Regions from separate parts of the Homo sapiens genome. Here region 1 is linked to region 2. A link is a contact called in ENCODE Hi-C data. All regions are on one chromosome and are shown on one strand. The core of a region is the stretch at or near the end of the contact, and the rest is flanking DNA. Distances in the headings are between cores, read along the strand shown. Region 1 holds the start of MTNR1A (melatonin receptor 1A). Region 2 holds the start of F11-AS1 (F11 antisense RNA 1).

Region 1 (4,689 bases), core at 967-3,466, 55 kb before region 2:
GTAATTTTTTAAAACCCACTCTCACTGTAACTAATCCAGTCCCAGGAGAGCAAGAACTGACTCATGCCTGCAGAATTAACCCAGTCAGACAGAGTGGTATAACCCTCTTGACCTGATCGCCTCTTGAAGGCCCCGCCTTCCCCTGGGGACCAAATTTTCCACACACAAATTCTGGGGACATGCTGAAACCATAACAATAATGAAGACCATTAATGCTTCGTCTCTTAGCTATGTCACAAATCATTTCCCCAGTTTCTCTAGCTTTCACTTGTGTGTGGTATTTTTTGAATATAGGACTTTTAACTTTTCCGTAGTCAAATCTATCACGACCGAGAAACACTATCACTTAGTAATGAGGCTCCTTGCTTGGCAGTCAGAGAGACCTGAGTTCCAATCCTGCCTCTACTTGTTACCAGCTGTGTGACTTTGGTACATTGCTTAACCTCTCAGCACCAGAGGTTTCTCGTCCATAAAATGGTCGCAGCAGTGCCAGACCTTCTGGAATTGTTAACACATTGTGCAAACAATGGTTGTAAGATACCGATGCCAGAGATGGGAAGTGACACACGCTGTCCATGGCAGCTGCTACCTTTTCTATGGTTAGGATTATTTCCTGTCTGTCTTTTTTCCAGGCTTACAGAGTGCTTCTCTACCTCAAGTGATATGTATATTTACCTACATTTTCTTTAAATGCATTTTTGTTTTCGTGATCTATCCCAGCCCTACTGATTTGAACTGTTCACTTTATAAAATCTTTATTTTATATGCTTTTTCAAATTGTTTATGAGCTCAATACTGTTTTAGTTTTTTTTTTTTTTTTGAAACGGAGTCTCATTCTTTTTGGCCCAGGCTGGAGCGCAGTGGCGTGATCTCAGCTCACTACAATCTCTGCCTCCCGGGTTCAAGCGATTCTCCTGCCTCAGGCTCCTGAGATTACAGGCGCCCACCACAATACTTGGCTAATTTTTGTGTTTTTAGTAGAGACGAGGTTTCACCATGTTGGCCAGGCCAGCCTCAAACTCCTGACCTCAGGTGATCCACCTGCCTCAGCCTTCCAAAGTGCTGGGGTTACAGGTGTGAGCAGCCGTGCCTGGCATACTTATTGTAATTTTTTTTTTTTTTTTTTTGAGACAGAGTCTTGCTCTGTCTGCCAGACTGGAGTGCAGTGGCACGATCTCGGCTCACTGCAATCTCCGCCTCCCGGGCTCAAGCAATTCTCCTGCCTCAGCCTCCCGAATAGCTGGGATTATAGGCCTGTGCCACCACGCCCGGCTAATTTTTGTATTTTTAGTAGAGACGGGGTTTCACCATGTTGGCTAGGCTGGTCTTGAACTCCTGACCTCAGGTAATCCGCCCACCTCGGCCTCCCAAAGTGCTGGGATTGCAGGCGTGAGCCACCGTGCCTGTAATCCCAGGCGCCACTTAATTGTAATTTTTAATGAACATTTTGATACTGGTAGGTCATACTTCTCTCCTATTCATCTTATTCAAATCCTTTTCCTACACTTTCTTTTTACTCTTTCAAAGAAACTTTAGGTTATTTGATATTTTTCTTGGTCTGGCATAAAGTATATGAGGAAAATGAAAATTTCAGGCTTCGAAGCTAGGAACACTGTTTGTCTCTCCGTTTATTTAAATTTCCTTTCATGGTTTTCATAAAGTTTTTTCCTCACTGCACACAACTGGTTAGGCCATTTCCTAGCACTTTTACATTGCTGCCATGTATCCGATCCACCTAAGTGTGCTTTCTTTCTCATTTTTACTGGTACTTACAGAAGTACATACATTTTTATCATCTGCAAATATTGAGTTTTACTTTTTTCTTTGAAAATGTCATTTCATTATCGGAAACATCTAGCACCATCTTAAGCGGTGCAATACACAACGGAAGACAGTCCTTGGTTTTTTCACATTTTACTAATTATGAGGCTAACAGGTGAGATAGTATCTTATTCCCATTTTGCAGATAAGGAAGATAAGGGCGGTGGGGCACACAGCTGGTGAACTCGCCCCAATCCCATTTCGCATTTGATCCCAGGCAGCCTGGCCCTGCTGGGTGAAAAGTCCCATCCCAGAGAGGAAACACAATGAACGGCCTCGCCGTGCGCCCACGAGGAGAGGCCTCTGGGACACCGTCCCCAGGGCGCGGCGGCTGGGCCCGGCTTCCCGCACCGGGGCGCTGTCGGCCCGTGGTGCGGGGTTCGAGCTGCGGGCGGGGAATCCAAGCGGGCTCGCGGCGGACACCAGGTGTCACCTGGCCGTGGCGTCCGGCGCGGCGTGGGCGTCCGGGGGCGCGGCGTGGAGGAGCGCGCGGGATGGGGCGTGGGCGCGGGGAGCGCCGGGCGGAGCCTTAACAAGTGGTCGGGCGGGCGGACGAGGCGGGCGATGGCCCCGCGGCCGGGACGCGCACAGGGACCATGCAGGGCAACGGCAGCGCGCTGCCCAACGCCTCCCAGCCCGTGCTCCGCGGGGACGGCGCGCGGCCCTCGTGGCTGGCGTCCGCCCTGGCCTGCGTCCTCATCTTCACCATCGTGGTGGACATCCTGGGCAACCTCCTGGTCATCCTGTCGGTGTATCGGAACAAGAAGCTCAGGAACGCAGGTAGGGCCCGCGCCGCCTCCCCTGGGCCAGCGCTCCGGACGCAGCGCCTCTCCGCGGGCAGCCAGCCTTCCCCAAGCACTTGGTTCTTTTTCCTAAACACTGCGGACTTGGAGTTATTTTTCCTGTTAGAGAGGACTCTTCTCCAGCCTGCCCGTTGAAAGTGCCTTTTCATAAGGCGCGGAGTCACAGCCCCTAAGAGGTGGGACACTCCACCAGAGTCGGGTTCTCTTTCCTATGGGGACACCCCCGTCTGGTTGTCCTGTCTGAGGTTTATTAGATTGAGAAGCCTCAGGTCCAGGCTGCAGAAAGTTCCTCAAGCAGCCTCTGCAACGAACTGATCAATTGCTTGGTCTTAACATGTGATTTAGTTTTCCCAACATTGTTAAAATATGGAAACATAGAAGCTGGCAAAATGATGGAGCAGCCGCCGTGGTCTTGTTGTTCGGGAGTAGTCTGCAGTTACGAGCCTACAGTGGAAAGAGAGGCTCCCAAACGTGCTGTGTCCGGCAGGCGGCGGCTCCTCCAAGTAAACAAGTTGACACTTTAAAAACGGAAGTTGTTGTGTTAGAGTAGGCAGGTAGCCAGGCGTGAGCAGGAAAGAGTACACTTACGTATAATATGCAACTACAGGTAATTGTGTGCTTGAGTTAACTTGCTTTTTCCTCCGAGCAATGCATTGAACTGGTTTGTTCTGGTGGGAACCTGTGGACACTTTGTTCTTAGGATGCTGGATGTTCAGACCTCTGAGTGATGATTAGATGCTTGGTTCTCTGAAGAAACTAGTTTTTTATTTGGAGGCACTTTTGGGAGAAGGGGCGGGGAACGAAACGTGCACTTAACATGTCTGCCAAGATCAATATTTTCGTTTTAACCAGGTGGTTAAGAAAAGCTCTAATTTTGCTTAGCTCCTTTTGGGGAGGCTCACCCCTGCCCTGCCTCCCCCACCCGCCCCCAGTAGTGCTTTTACGGTTTGTAGTTTGAGAATTAGTTAGTTAAGCACTTAGTAATATGAATTGAGTTTGAGTCAGTAAATTGAATAAGCTCACTTCGTAGGTGATTGATATAAACTGGAGGAATTCTGCCTTCGAGAAGAGGCTCTTTCCTTCCTAGCAATAAAAACGACTTTCTCTGGACCAAACAGGTTGTGAGCACTGGGTTAATTGAATCCTAGTGCAGCCTTGTGCTGTGGCGCCGTGGTCAACTCGCCTTACAGAGGAGAAACTGGGGCTGCAGATTGTTCCCAGGGACTGTAGGTGTGAGCCCGGTTGAATTCCCAGAGCTGGCCTCCAGAGCTCGCCCTGCTTCCTTGCTGTCAACACCTGCAGCATTTGGGAAGTTTGAATCCTGCAGAACCTTTAAAAAGTGTTCACGGCTGGGCGCGATGGCTCAAGCCTGTAATCCCAGCACTTTGGGAGGCCGAGGTGGGTGGATCGCCTGAGGTCAGGAGTTCGAGACCAGCTGGCCAACATGGTGAAACCCCGTCTCTACTAAAAATACAAAAAATTAGCTGGATGTGGTGGCCCACAGCTGTAATCCCAACTACTTGGAAGCCTGAGGCAGGAGAATCGCTTGAACCCGGGAGGCGGAAGTTGCAGTGAACAGAGATTGTGCCATTGCACTCTAGCCTGGGCAACAAGAGTGAAACTCCATCTCAAAAAAATAAAATAAAATAAAAAGTAAAAAATGATCACGCCTGAACAATTTTACTTCTTGTGTTTTCTGAAGAAGAACTTAAGAACTCCTTACACTCACTTTGTATTTTATTTGCTAAGACGTGCTCTTAAGAGGATATTCCTGTAGCTGCATGGGAGACCCTTAGTGACCTTTAATCCGCACAGCTTTAGAAGTTCCATATTTTTCTAATAGGGATTTTTTGTTTATATGTGCGGTTCAAGCCATTTGAGGATTTCTGGAATGGATGGTAATTTGAAACAGTGATAAGGATAGCTGATTCAAATATAAGTTTTGGTATGCTTATTAAAAGTTTTGATGATCTTCAGACCTCTCATTTCAGCTAAATTAATTTTGTTGGCTTTAAGGATGAAATGTTGGGAAGAAGAGAATGGAAGAAATGACAATGTGAAGGCA
Region 2 (4,065 bases), core at 1,073-3,572:
ATTCAGGCCTTCAGCTGCTCAGATGAGCCCCCCCAACATTATGGAGGGAAGTCTGCTTTACTCAATGTTCACCCATTGAAACGTCAGTCTCATCCAAAAACACCCTCACAGGAATATCCAGAATAACATTTGACCAAATATCTGAGCATCCTGGTGCAGCCAAGCTGACATGTGAAATTACCCACCACGTGCATCCCATTGCTCCTGTTTCCCTGGAGACCACTAACACACTGACCAATAGCTTTGGTTTCTGGCAATGGGCTTGAAAGTTTGGATAACAGAATCACTCATCAAGACATGGTTAGTAAGCTTATAAACTAAGAGTGCTAATTAATATAGAATTACATAGAGGATAAAGTGTGTTTGCTTTGTGCATATAGTTAAGGACCCTGGGTATTAGTCTCCATTATTAATTATACTCACCTCATCACTAGGGACCATCTAACACGCGCCAGGGCCTGGGACTATGACGAGAACAAGGCAAATGCCTGCCTTCATGGAACTCACATTCTTCTTTCTGTTGTGATCTTACATGTTGAAATAGGTGTCTGTTCCTCTTTCCTTCAAGTGTGCTGTGATTTATAAGTGTTTCCTTCTCCCATCCTAGCTTTATCGAGATATAAAGATTGTGTATATTTACAGCGCACAATGGGAAGTTTTGATATATGCACGCACTGTGAAACGGTTACCACAGTCAAAGTAATTAACATCCATCACCTACATAGTTATTGGTTTTTCTTGTGGTGAGAACATTTGTCTCTTAACAATTTCAAGTATACAATAATACATTATTATTGACAGCACCGTCTCATACATAGATCTTCAGAACACACTCATCTTATCTGACTGAGACTATCCTCCCTTTGACCAACCTCTCCCCATGCCCCATGCCTCCAACTCCTGGCAATCACCATTGTACTCTGCACTTCGACCTCTTTGAAACAAGTAATTCTTTCAAAGAACTCCTGCACTGGTCAGCACTGGAAAAAGTGTTGCTAGTTAACTAGCTGATGTGTAGCAGAATGAGTTGCATTATCTATTAGAAAATATGGAGATTGTAACAGGAGGTATTTCTTCTACTTCCTAAGGGCTGAAATGTTCCTAGATATTTACCTTGAATATGTCATTTTAATTTTCTGAACATAGTCCAGTTATATGTCGCTGCATAATGCTGGGGACAGCAAGTAGATGGCTAACACAGGAGAGCCATTACCCATGGAAGAGAGATCTCTGTCTTCTGTACTAAAAGGGCAACGACATTTCCTCTATTAGATGTGGGCTCTCTTCCTTTCCTTGCCTTGATGTTTCTTTTTCTTTATTCATTCCCCCTTTGGTTAATTTTCAGAAAAACCATATCTCCAAATATGTAAACTGAATAAACTGGTGTCCTATGTTTGAGATAAAAGTTATTTTTTGTCTTGTAAGCTTGTTGTACTTTTTCTCCATTGCTGTGTAACTAATGCCCCCTGGATTTAGTGGCTTCAAACAGCACACTTTGATCCATTCACAGTCCCTGTGGCTCAGGAGTCCAGGCGTGGCTTAGCAGCATCCTCTGGCCCAGGTTCTCTACAAGGCTGCAGTCAAGGCTGTGGCCAGTGCTGCGGCCATCTCACAGCTGAACGTCGGGGATCAGGGGACGCATTCACATCCAGGCTCGCTCATGGGACTGCTGACAGTCCTCTGGTCCTCTCTGGCTGGTCCAGGGACATCATTTCATTGTTATGCGGGTCTCCCCGGAGGCCACTCACACCCAAGATGGAAGCCACATTCTTTTGTAAGAGTGACCCCTTACTCTGCCATATTCTGTTCATTAGAAATGAGTCACTAGGTCTAGCCCACACTGGGGGAAGAGCTTCCACTGCAGTGTGGCTCCCAGGAGAAAGGGGATAGTGGGAGCTCACTGAGAAGCAGCCTACCACATTTGTTATTATTTTCAATGTCTAACAAACCATGGATCCCTGTCAATTCTTCAATTTCAAATATTTTCCCTTAATCACCCCTTACTTTCCATTTCACTGCCAACACCTCGATCTCTGTCTTCCTCACCATAAGGCAGATTCGTAACAGCTTCCATAACTCGCCATGAGCCCCGCAGAGCCCTGGTTCCCCGCTGCTCGTTATTATTCCTGAAACGCCCAGTACCACTTCCTGTTCTTACTCATTTATTTATTTGGAACACTTCAGGAATTCGCGTGCCGTCCTGGCACAGGGGCCCTGCTGATCTTCCCTGTACCGTTCCAATGTTAGTCCATGCGCTGCCGAAGCGAGCACGCTTCCTGTTCTTGTTCACGAGCCTGCAACGCCCACCGTTGCCTGCTTCCAACTGTGCCTCACGTTCCTTCCAACGGCGCCTTCCATCCCAGCTGGGCGGGGCTTCGCCGTGTTACCTTCTCAACATGGCGAGCTTGCTGGACGTCACGTCGCCTTCGCCTTTTCCGCTGCGGACTCTGCTCACCGACCTCCTCAGTAGAGCCGGCCCTGCTCACTACCGCGCCCACGTGTCCTGTTGTGCTTCATTCCCACAGGCCGCATAAGGTAACATTTACATATGTTCTGGCTGCTTGACTGATTCTAATTTCCCTGTCGATGCTTTTCTTCAACGAGGCTGAAACCCGTGTAACTTCCTCTATTTCTGTGCATATGCGGCATCTAACAATATTGAGCACATAATTCCTCAAATGCTCGTGGCTTCAGGTGAAGATAGAGCTCTGGGCTTCCTAGCTGCCTAAGCCAAAAAAAAAAAAAAAAAAAAAAAAAAAAGCTAGGAAGGAGAGATAACATAAAAGCTAAAAGAAGGACTATTTTGAGCCTGGGCGCAGTGGCTCACGCCTGTAATCCCAGCACTTTGGGAGGCCAAGGCAGGTGGATCACCTGAGGTCAGGAGTTCAAGACCAGCCTGGCCAACTTGGCGAAACCCCATCTCTACTAAAAAATACAAAAAATTAGCCGGGCGTGGTGGTGGGTGCCTGTAATACCAGCGACTCGGGAGGCTGAGGCACGAGAATCGCTTGAACCCAGGAGGGGGAGGTTGCGGTGAGGCGAGATGGTGCCATTGCACTCCAGTCTGGGCAGCAGAGAGAGACTCCGTCTCAAAAAAAGAGAGGACTGTTTTGAGATATTTCCTAATAATTCTATCTCAAAATGTACAGAGACGGACATACTACGATTGTTTTTAGTAATGCCACATTTTTCTATTATTTCTTCTTTTTAGTCATTCTATTTCTATGATAGACATAGAGAATGATATCTCAACGAGATGATTTTGTCCCCAAAGAGATATTTGGCAGTATCTGAAGACATTTTTGGTTTTCACAGCTCAGGGGAGGGAGGGTTACTCCAGGGACCCAGTGGGTAGAGGCCAGGGACACTACAATGTATAGAATAGCCTCCAACAACAAATAATTACTTGGCCCTAAATGTGAACGATGCGGAGATTGGAAACCCAGCTTTATCTCGGGCACAGGAGTGGTGTAGCAAAGTCAGGGCGAGCCTGGATTCTGAAGTCACAGCGCTTGTGTTCACATCCCAGCTGTGCCATTCACTAGCTGTGTGACCTTGGACAAGTTACTTAGCATCCAGGTTTCCTCTTAAGTGATCGGAGTAATAGAACTCACCATTAAGCGTTGTTGGGAGGATTAGATGAGTTAATAGTTGTAGAGGGCTTCAAGCAGTGTCTGGAACATAATAAGAGCCATCACAAGTGTTTGTGGAGTGAAAACCCCTTTGCAGGAGTTCTGTGTGATGTAAGTGGAAGAAATCATCCCTTCCGGTGATCTCCCCTAGTCACGATGGAGTAGAAAACCTGAGCAGAATCTCATGGGCAGAGAGTAGCCTTAATTGGCTGCATCAATCCCTTGTGGCTGAATGACAAATTCATTGTTATTACCTTTGGTCTCACCACCATCTGCAAGTTGGAAATTGTAGCTAGTTTTAATTCAGCGTTAATGTGTCAACTGAACATTCTGGCATTTCTCTGAGGGGATCTAATTTGACGATGTAAAAAAGGAGGTGAACCAGCTCTTTTAAATAAGAGCAGGCTTGCAGGTGACTAACATGCTCTTTAGA

Evidence for each region. Hi-C counts contacts between places; a loop is a spot of excess contacts on that map.
Region 1: a map of endothelial cell of hepatic sinusoid shows a loop between it and region 2 (7-fold over the local background). The contact joins the promoter of MTNR1A here to the promoter of F11-AS1 in region 2. A Hi-C loop is called at or near these places in 3 of 168 maps with a recorded cell type or tissue (GM12878, endothelial cell of hepatic sinusoid and mesothelial cell of epicardium).

What each region holds. Positions count from the first base shown.
Region 1 is chr4:186,553,094-186,557,782 of GRCh38, reverse strand. It overlaps MTNR1A (melatonin receptor 1A), which reads left to right and starts at 2,216. Exons shown (of 2, transcript NM_005958.4): 1 at 2,216-2,601. The coding sequence starts at 2,418.
Region 2 is chr4:186,499,315-186,503,379 of GRCh38, reverse strand. It overlaps F11-AS1 (F11 antisense RNA 1), which reads left to right and starts at 2,322. Exons shown (of 4, transcript NR_033900.1): 1 at 2,322-2,535. It also overlaps the pseudogene RNU6-1055P.